Regions from separate parts of the Homo sapiens genome. Here region 1 is linked to region 2. Evidence: chromatin contacts called from ENCODE Hi-C or POLR2A ChIA-PET data. All regions are on one chromosome and are shown on one strand. The core of a region is the stretch at or near the end of the contact, and the rest is flanking DNA. Distances in the headings are between cores, read along the strand shown.

Region 1 (3,959 bases), core at 1,179-3,678, 170 kb before region 2:
CAACATCCACAACCGTGCAGCTATTCAATTGCGAGAATGGAGCCTAGCATGGCTTTCTGAAGAAGGCTGCACCTCTGCTCACAGCTCCAGCCTCACTCTTCTATTTCCAGTGGACTCTTGACTTGGACTATTCTTCCCTCAATCCAATGACTACGTGTATCACTGCAGCCCTGAAATGACTTTGGTCATTAAAACAAGATTAAAATACTTGAGGCTGACCTTCTTTTCCCCCTCTTGACTACTTCCTTTAAGATGGAAGACCATGCTGTCTTTGGCTGACTAATCCCAAGGACAGGCTTAGAGTGCTACAAGGAACACAGACAGAAGTGAGTGCTGTACGGGTACATACGCATATACAGTAACATAGTGAAGATATATAAAAAAACATAAAATACTTACTTTAAATAAATCAATACAACATGGCAGGTAATAAAAGTATTAACATAATCCAACATAACTCTAATATTAATTTGTTATATCCCTGGCAAATAACATATGAAAAATCAGAGGCCCCTTCAGAGGTCTGATTGCTTACGTTATGGACTTACAATTCTAAATTTGTTCCTGAAAACTTTCCTTAGTGTGCATAGTATATGTTAACGACAATGGGTGCTAGGAATATGGGGATTTTGCTCTGTGGGGGAACCAGAGATTACTTTGAACAGAGGCAAGAAGCATTTTAGTAAACTGGAAATGTTTATTTCCATGCTGTCTTAAAAATGTAAAGCATATTCAAGCAACATGGTTTGGTGATTTGTTTTGCAAATGAGGCAATTCATTTAACTCTAGAGCTTCCCTCTCCCCACTCCCCATCAGATGATAGAGATACTATTCACTTATGGTGAACTTGGCAATATTTGGATACTATTTGAATGTATTTAGAAGAATATTGGCAGTTTTCCTGTTTCATGTGTAACTTGTTCCCAGGTTTTGAAAGACATATTAACCTTGTCAGGCCTGAGGGAATCATTTACTGTGCCCAGTTAACCTAACTCCCTTAGGCTGGCTACCTAGGCCATACTAGACTTGGCCATGGTATGCACAGGGCTCCTTAGGAACAATTTACAGGTGCTTCCAGGCAATGAGGGACCCTGTATGGGGGAACCTTAAAAAAAAAGCCTTAAAGAGAATGTCTTCAAGGGCAACTGTACACACAATTCATTTTGGTATTAGTTCAGATTTTCAGTCTGGGGCCAGGCTTCCATTCCCTGTAAGAGTCCCAACTGAGAACTTTTTCTTTTAGTGAATCTGTAACCTCCCTGTATTGCATAAGAAAATTTTAAATATCTGTCACTTATAAACATGTGTGATGCTGCACATGCCAAAATATTAGGTGATGGGATTTTTAAAAACCTATGGCTTTGGGTTAGACACTCACTTTTATCTTTATTGGAAATGCACTCACATGCTCTAAGGCAGTTCCTGCCACTCTGACCATTCTCCCTGCATTATTTTCTTCCTGCACACGTGTGTAGACACACACAAGAGAAAAGAGGCAGAGTATATTTCTAGCATCGCACTTGATGTTTTTCAACACAGAGTTATAAAAATTGAGGCAATGTCACCAAATTAGCTAAGTCAGCACAGGAGGTAAACACAGGCCAGTAAGCCGTTTAACTTGTTAATTTTTACTGAACTGCAACACAATCATGCCCATTTCTGCTCTGGTCTGCCTTTTGCAAAGTCCACATCAAAACTAAAAATGGCCAAGATTGTATTTTTCAAATTTGTTTCAGTATAGCTCTCTGCCAAAACATCCCTAGTTTTCTCAGAGCTCCAAGGATGAGTTTCAAAATCCACCTCTCTCCTCCTATTTCCTTTTAGTGTGCTTAGCTTGCTTGGGTCACTGAAGATCCAAAATCTGGCTAATCTGTTACTTCATACTCAAAAAGTTAGCAAGCAGGTTCCTGGAAACATATCTGCTAACATTTATTTTCTGATGTGTGATTTTCCCCGGGGCAGGGATGGGGATGCAACAATAACAACAATGAGTGACAGGCAGCCCTGTGTCATTGGCCTTTGTTCCCCCGAGGAAAGGTCTGAAATGAACTCAGCTTGCAGTGTGGCTATAGGAAATGGCATGTCTTTGTTTAGGTGAAAAAAGTGGGGCTCTGTTACCTAAGTGAGGGAGAGACGGCCACATAGGAAAGGCTGCAGGGAGCTTCAGTTTAGGCAGTATTCACCATATAAACCTAACCTCAAAGTGTCTTCCCATCAGGACAAATTCTGTTAAAGTTCAGTTTTCTCAAACACATACTTAAAAAAATAAATAAAATGACAACAGTAAATTTCTGTTTTCTTTGAAGCCAGGCTTAACATGAGTGGAAGCATTGTACTCAAAGAAAAAAGTCTGTTACAGCCCAGTACCTCCCAGGCCCCCGCAACAGGTTTGACAGCAGCCTCTATAGAGTCGGCGGCTTCCGGTTCAGTGAACGTGAATACCTCAGTCAATATCTGCTCCTGGACCGTGCTGCTGAGCGCAGCACAAAGAACACAGGAATTTTATCCAAGAAGCTGGGGCTCAGACTCTGAATATACACTATAATTAGGGCCTGCTTTCTCTGCAACTGAGGACCGAATTCAGTATTTCAGTCATTAGAAATACTGCAAAACAGAAAGGAGTATACACCCTTTGAGTACAATTTATCTGTTTTGTGGTTGTTTCTTAACGCAAAGTAAAGTGTGTATCGGCGGATCTGGATTTATGTGCCCGCTCATCAGAATTTTAAAAGTTTAGGAATTGAAACTCAACCATCTTTTCCTAACTATGAGGAAACTATGTATGTAGGTGGCCTAAGATAGTTCTTGAAAATTAGGCAGGACTTAAACTTTTTCAGTTAATCACGAGAAATGATAACCAAATAATAAGACATTTATTTTTTGATTTGACATGATATGCAGTGAAAAATGTGAACAATAGCAGTAGAAAAGCATAAAAGTAGAAAACATGACACATGGCATTGCTCATAAAAAAGAGAAAAATAAAGCAGAGAAAGAAGTACAGAGTGAAGATGGAGAGGGGGTGTTATTTTAGACCAAGGTTGGCAAACTTTTATCTTTCAGGCATTCCAGGTCATATTCTCTGTCACAGTTACTCAACTCTGCCCTTGTATTGCTAAAGCTGCCACAGATAATACTAAATAAGGAATGTCACTGTGTTCCAATAAAACTTTATTGACAAAAACAGGCCATGAACCGTATTTGGCCCATAGGCCACAGTTTGCCAATCCCTGTTTTAAGTAGTTGTTCACAGAAGACCTCTCTGAGAAGCAGAAACTGAGCAGGGAAATGTGTGAAGGGAGGGAGCAAGCCATAGGTATCTGAAGGAAGAAGGCTCTACGCAGATACACATTGTGTTCTAACATGGCTTCCCTTCTATTGGGTTTACCGCTATAATCACTAATTATTATCTACCCATGTTCTAACAGAGTCTTCTCAAATGTGATTAAGTATTGGTCAACACTCCACCCAGTTGATGAATCACAATTTACCAAACCACTCCAGTGGCTGAATATGTAAACTGTTCTATTGTATAGTGTCATACATTCTACAGCAGCAAAGACTGATAAGCATCTCATTTTTGGGTTACTCAATAGGTACATTAGGTCAAAAGGCCTGAACGTGGCTTTTTATGGCTCTTCGCACACTGCTGTATTTCCACCTTGGGAATTTGCAGAAGACAATGACAGCCAGTAACACTGAAAACTTCCTATCAGGTACTGTTAGAAATAGTTGTGCTCATCCAGGAAGTAGAAACTAGAGCAGCCAAGTCTGTGGTCTTCATTTTCACTAGCAAGGCATGGAAGTCCGGAGCAAGGGTGTGGAGTCTGATGCCTGGGTTAACTCAAGGGCACTACCTACTTGTAAGCTGAGTAACTTCTCTATGTCAAGGTTTCCATGTCTTTAAAATGAGACTAATAACTCCAGCATAGAGTTGTTATAAATATTAACACACATAA
Region 2 (4,347 bases), core at 696-3,195:
GCAATTACATAAATACTCAAAATTAATACTTTAGGTCAATTCTTGTAGATTTCGGTCTATAATATGCTAAGACATCAAACAACACAAAAAGTGTAGCATGGGGAGGATGAATGGTTCCTGCCTTAAATAGACTGAAAAGAGCTCATTTCAGACGGCCAGGGTGCAGGCCCCCCACCCGCCATGCCCAATGCGCTCAAGCTGAAACTCTTTTATTTTTAAAAGTTAATTTATTTCCACCAGACACATATTTCAGGGATCTAAAAAAACGGCCTCATCCAAATTCTGTACAAAAATCACATTTAAGAGGGAAAGGCCTAATTACTCGAATTTTCAGCAAAGTGTATATACTGTGCTCTGGAAAGCCTAACTGGAGAGAAGAGGGAGGAGAGGAAAAGGGGAGCAGGAGGTATTTTTTAGAACTAATAATACCAGCCCGGCTAATGGCACTGCCATGTATTTGCACAGCGGCCGGCCCTCCATACCTTTGACTAAAGGGTTCTTTGACTTGGAGACGCAGACAGTCCATCATTTCAAACTGAAGTGGCAGCTGGAAAATGTGGAACAGCTGGCAAAGAGCTGGGAGAAAATGTTTTACATAAATATATGTACATATAAACTGGCAGAGGGCCATGAGCACTGTACCCAAGGCCAGAATCTACCCGGCAGTCTGCACTGGGGAGATGAGAAGTTGGGGCAGGATGACCAGCGGCGGAGGGAGCCTCCTTAATCCTCTTTCCACGCGGGGTCAGGCAGGGAAGCCTGGGGTGCAGCGCCTCTCGGGGGACGGCATCTTACAGAAGGAGGTGCAATGGGGGACAGGAGCACAAAGTTCAGGAAAGGATAAAAGGCCGGGTGCGGGGTGGAGCGTCCGCTTCGGACAATCTGCTTAAAAGTCGCTTCACAAACTCTGCAAGTTTGGGATCAATATTTACACCCTCTCTGCCTTCTCCCGCCCGTTTTCCCGCTGCTACTCAAGAAAGTAACTGTCCCCTGCTGCTCTGTGTAAACGCGGCACCTTAAATGATTATTGCATGGACCACGGTTACTTTGTGTGTCTGTGCGCGCTGCCCCTGGAAAGGAAAAGAAATAAGAGAATCCCAAATCATATACAGATGGTACAACTTTCACTTTTCCTCTATGACGACGAAGGCGCGCCTCTCTCCATCCGCTCACACCACACCCCCGCCCTCCGAAGCATAGCCCGGGCTGGAGAAGCCCCAGCGGCGGCGGCCCCCGCGGCGGAGGTCCCCGCGCGCACCCACCATGCCTCCCGCCTCCTTCCGCCCATCCCGAGCGCCGTGCGCGCCCGAAGCCCGAGCCGTAGAGCGCCACCGCGCAAAGGAAGGAGCCAGGCGCGTGCGGGGCTCGCGGAGTTCTTCTGAACCCTTTGGATGGGGGCGGAGGCGAGGGGCGCCGCCACCACTGCGGCAAACTTCGTCCCCCCTCCGGGAGGTGAAATTCTCCAATCCGTCTCCGGCCGGTCCGCGGGTCGGACTCTTCGGAAAGGACCTTCCAGGAGGAGGGAGCGAATGCAAGCCTTGCTCGGACGCCTCACCGGCGGCTCTCTAAATCTGGGCGCCTTTTGACAGCCATTTTCACTCCATCCCGTCCCCACGCTGGGGACCACCTCTGGCCCCGGAGGCGCGGGCGCGGCCGCAGGAGCGGGCTGCGGGGTCCGCGAAACAAAGAACTTCGAGCGGGACGTACCTGCGGCGGCAGCGGCTGTCAAGTCCCCGAACTTCCCATAGACCCGCGGACGGGGCGCAGGCTGGCGGCTCCCCGCTCCGCGCGGCCGCGGGCGGCTACGGCTACCGCGAGCGGCCGGGCTGGGCGCGGGGTGCGCCCGCCGCGGGCATGGTGCGGCGCGGGCGGCCGCGGGGCGCGCGGGGAAGGCGGGAGAGCGGCGCGGGTGAGTGGGAGCGGCGGGTGTGCGCGAGTGCGAGTGTGCGAGCGCGCCGGTGGCGCTGCCCCTGCCCGCTCCCTCCCGCTCGTGCAGCTCCGGCATCAGTTTCGGGGATCGTGTAATCCGATCCCTTCTGACTCACAAGCCCTGAGTGACAGTTCTGATTTGGTTCAACCGCGGGAGGGAGGGGAAAGAGAAAGAAAGAAACCCCCAGCCGTACGCCTCTCCTGGCATCCAATCGACTTTCTGGAAAAAGGTCCCATCCCGGCCTGGTGCCCCGTGCTGGGTGGAGAAGCCCCCCGCCCCGACCTGGCACCGCCTGCACTACTCACGGGGTGGAAAAGTTGTCCCTCGGCTCCGCGCTCCCCTCCCGCGCGCTCCCTCCTTCCCTTCTCTCCTCCTCTTCCTCCTCCTCCCCGCGCTCCTCCTCCCCCAAGTTTTAACAGATGTTGCCGGACTCTCCTCGCTCCCTCGCACTCTCTCTTCCTCCGCCCCGGCCCCCGCCCAGTCCCTTTTCTTTCAGCCACTCTCGGGCTCGGAGGGGACGCGCTGAGCAGCAGGACGCCTGCCGCCGCAGGGGGCGAAGTTGGGAAAACTTGGAGTGCTGCTCGCCTTACTTTTGCTTTCTCGCTCCTTCCAGGCCGCGCCGGGAGCCCCCGCTTCTCCCGCCCGCCGGGTCCCCAAGCCCGGAGTGGGTCCCAGCTGCGAGGCGGGCGGCGGCGGCTGGGAGGCGGCGCGTCGCGGGCCGGGGTCGGGGGCTGGGGGGGAGCCCGGGCGCCGCGAGCCACGCGCGCGCTCCCTCCCCGCCCTCCGCCGCCGCCGCCGCCGCCGCCGCCGCCTCCTCCTCCTCCTCCTCCTTCTCCTCCTCCTCCTCCTCCTCCGCCCCTCCCCGGTCTTCACACAGACACATTCATGCCTGCTCCTCCTCTTCCCCCTACTTGACCCCGCGCCCTCCCGGCGCGCCGAAGCCCCACCCACCCGGCGAGGGGAAGGGGGCCCGGGCGTGATGTCACCCGCGCCCTCTCTCTTCTCTCTCCACACCGCCAGGACACCCCCCAAATGCGCGCCCTGGCACTCGTGCTGCGTCCTGTCTGCTCCCATCTTCTCCCACCCAGCCTCTCTTTCTCACTCTTGCTCAAGGGCTGGACTCCCCTTTATTCTTTTAAGGCTTCTCTGATTACCACCGCCCCCCATCCTTGGCTCCCCATCTCCTTGTTTTACATTTTCCCAAAGCCATCCCCGAAACTCCCTCTCGCGGGATGATGCCTTTGGAAGTTCAGGGTTTTTCTCTCCACCGGACTCGTCTGCCCTCGGGGCCAAATCCGCGAAGCGAGGAGGAGCTCCCACCACACAGCCTGCTGTCCCTATGGGCCACTTTATAAAAGACACAAAAACAAAGACCCCAGGCTTGGAGCCTGGTCTCTAACGTGCCGCTTTTCCTTGAGCTACAAAGTGTCTCTGTCCCTGCTTCATTTTCAGAGGCCCATGCTAGTAAAAGTTATTTGGCCTCCTTCCTCGACCATCCAGTCCTTGTTCATCTGCGTCATTTTAATATATCCAACCTGGACATGTAACTTAAAAAAGGAGTTCTCGGGGGGAAACACAGGAAGAAAAAGAAAGAAAAGAAAGCCCCTGTGACATTCCAACATCCCCTCTTTCTGGTTAAGCCGGGTCCACCCAGCCAGAAGTGCCCCGGAGCTCCGGGTTGCTTGTGTGGCGTTGCCGCCAAGTGTCTTGACTGAAGGAAGAGTGTGGGTGGATGAATGATGAGCTATTAGAATTTGAAGAGCATTTTGAGATTCAAATGCTTAACTGAAGAATCTTTTAACGAAATTGAGGGTGGTATTCATTGTTTGTTTCTTGGGACTCCTTCCTTGTCACAATGACATGACAAGTGCAGAGACAGACTTAAGGTTTTATGGTGGAAGTGGTGGAGGTAAGGTGGGGCTAAAGGCCCTAGTTAGCCATTTGTTTTAAGATTTCCCTCGACCTCACGGCTCAGGAAAAAACAAAACACCACTGACTCATCGCAGAGAGCACGAGACTCAGAAGCCCTGTGGCAGCCCCATCTCCGCGCTCACTAACTGGCCTCAGGCCTGGGAGGATTCTCTGAGCCTCCATAGGCTCTGAGCCCATCTAGGGGATAGTGTTAGGAGTGCCAGGTCGCGTACCTCCCAGGATGGCTGAGGGTTTCCAATGAGAAATACATGGAAAAGTATAGAGGGCTACAAGTGTGTAAGAATTATGCTTTTACAATTGAAGAGAATTGCAAGCCACTCTTTCCTTTATATACTCCCAGCATCAGTTACAATTGTTTTTAGTATTCATGTACTGCTTCTGCCTCAATCACATGAATACAAATAGTACATCCTGATAGCCTACTCTGTTCACCCAATGGCAAAAAATAAATACAAAGAAAGACAGCCAATAAATCATCAAATAAT

What was found. Hi-C counts contacts between places; a loop is a spot of excess contacts on that map. ChIA-PET counts read pairs that join two places held with the same protein, here RNA polymerase II (POLR2A). Pooled maps may share reads with other maps.
Region 1: a map of MCF 10A shows a loop between it and region 2 (9-fold over the local background). The contact joins the enhancer-like site here to the promoter of GLI3 in region 2. A Hi-C loop is called at or near these places in 1 of 168 maps with a recorded cell type or tissue (MCF 10A) and 2 of 50 pooled maps. POLR2A ChIA-PET finds 5 or more read pairs at or near these places in 3 of 52 experiments (A673, MCF 10A and PC-9).

Annotation. Positions count from the first base shown.
Region 1 is chr7:42,066,663-42,070,621 of GRCh38, forward strand. All of the region lies in intron 4 of GLI3 (GLI family zinc finger 3), which reads right to left. Among named protein-coding and RNA genes, the nearest start is that of GLI3, 170 kb to the right of the region's middle. Within about 2 kb of position 2,429, at least 3 of the 41 ENCODE cell types and tissues checked have a DNase peak (open chromatin) inside an H3K27ac peak, as active enhancers do.
Region 2 is chr7:42,235,264-42,239,610 of GRCh38, forward strand. GLI3 (GLI family zinc finger 3) reads right to left here and starts at 1,946. Exons shown (of 15, transcript NM_000168.6): 1 at 1,708-1,946. RefSeq lists an enhancer at 1,690-2,671.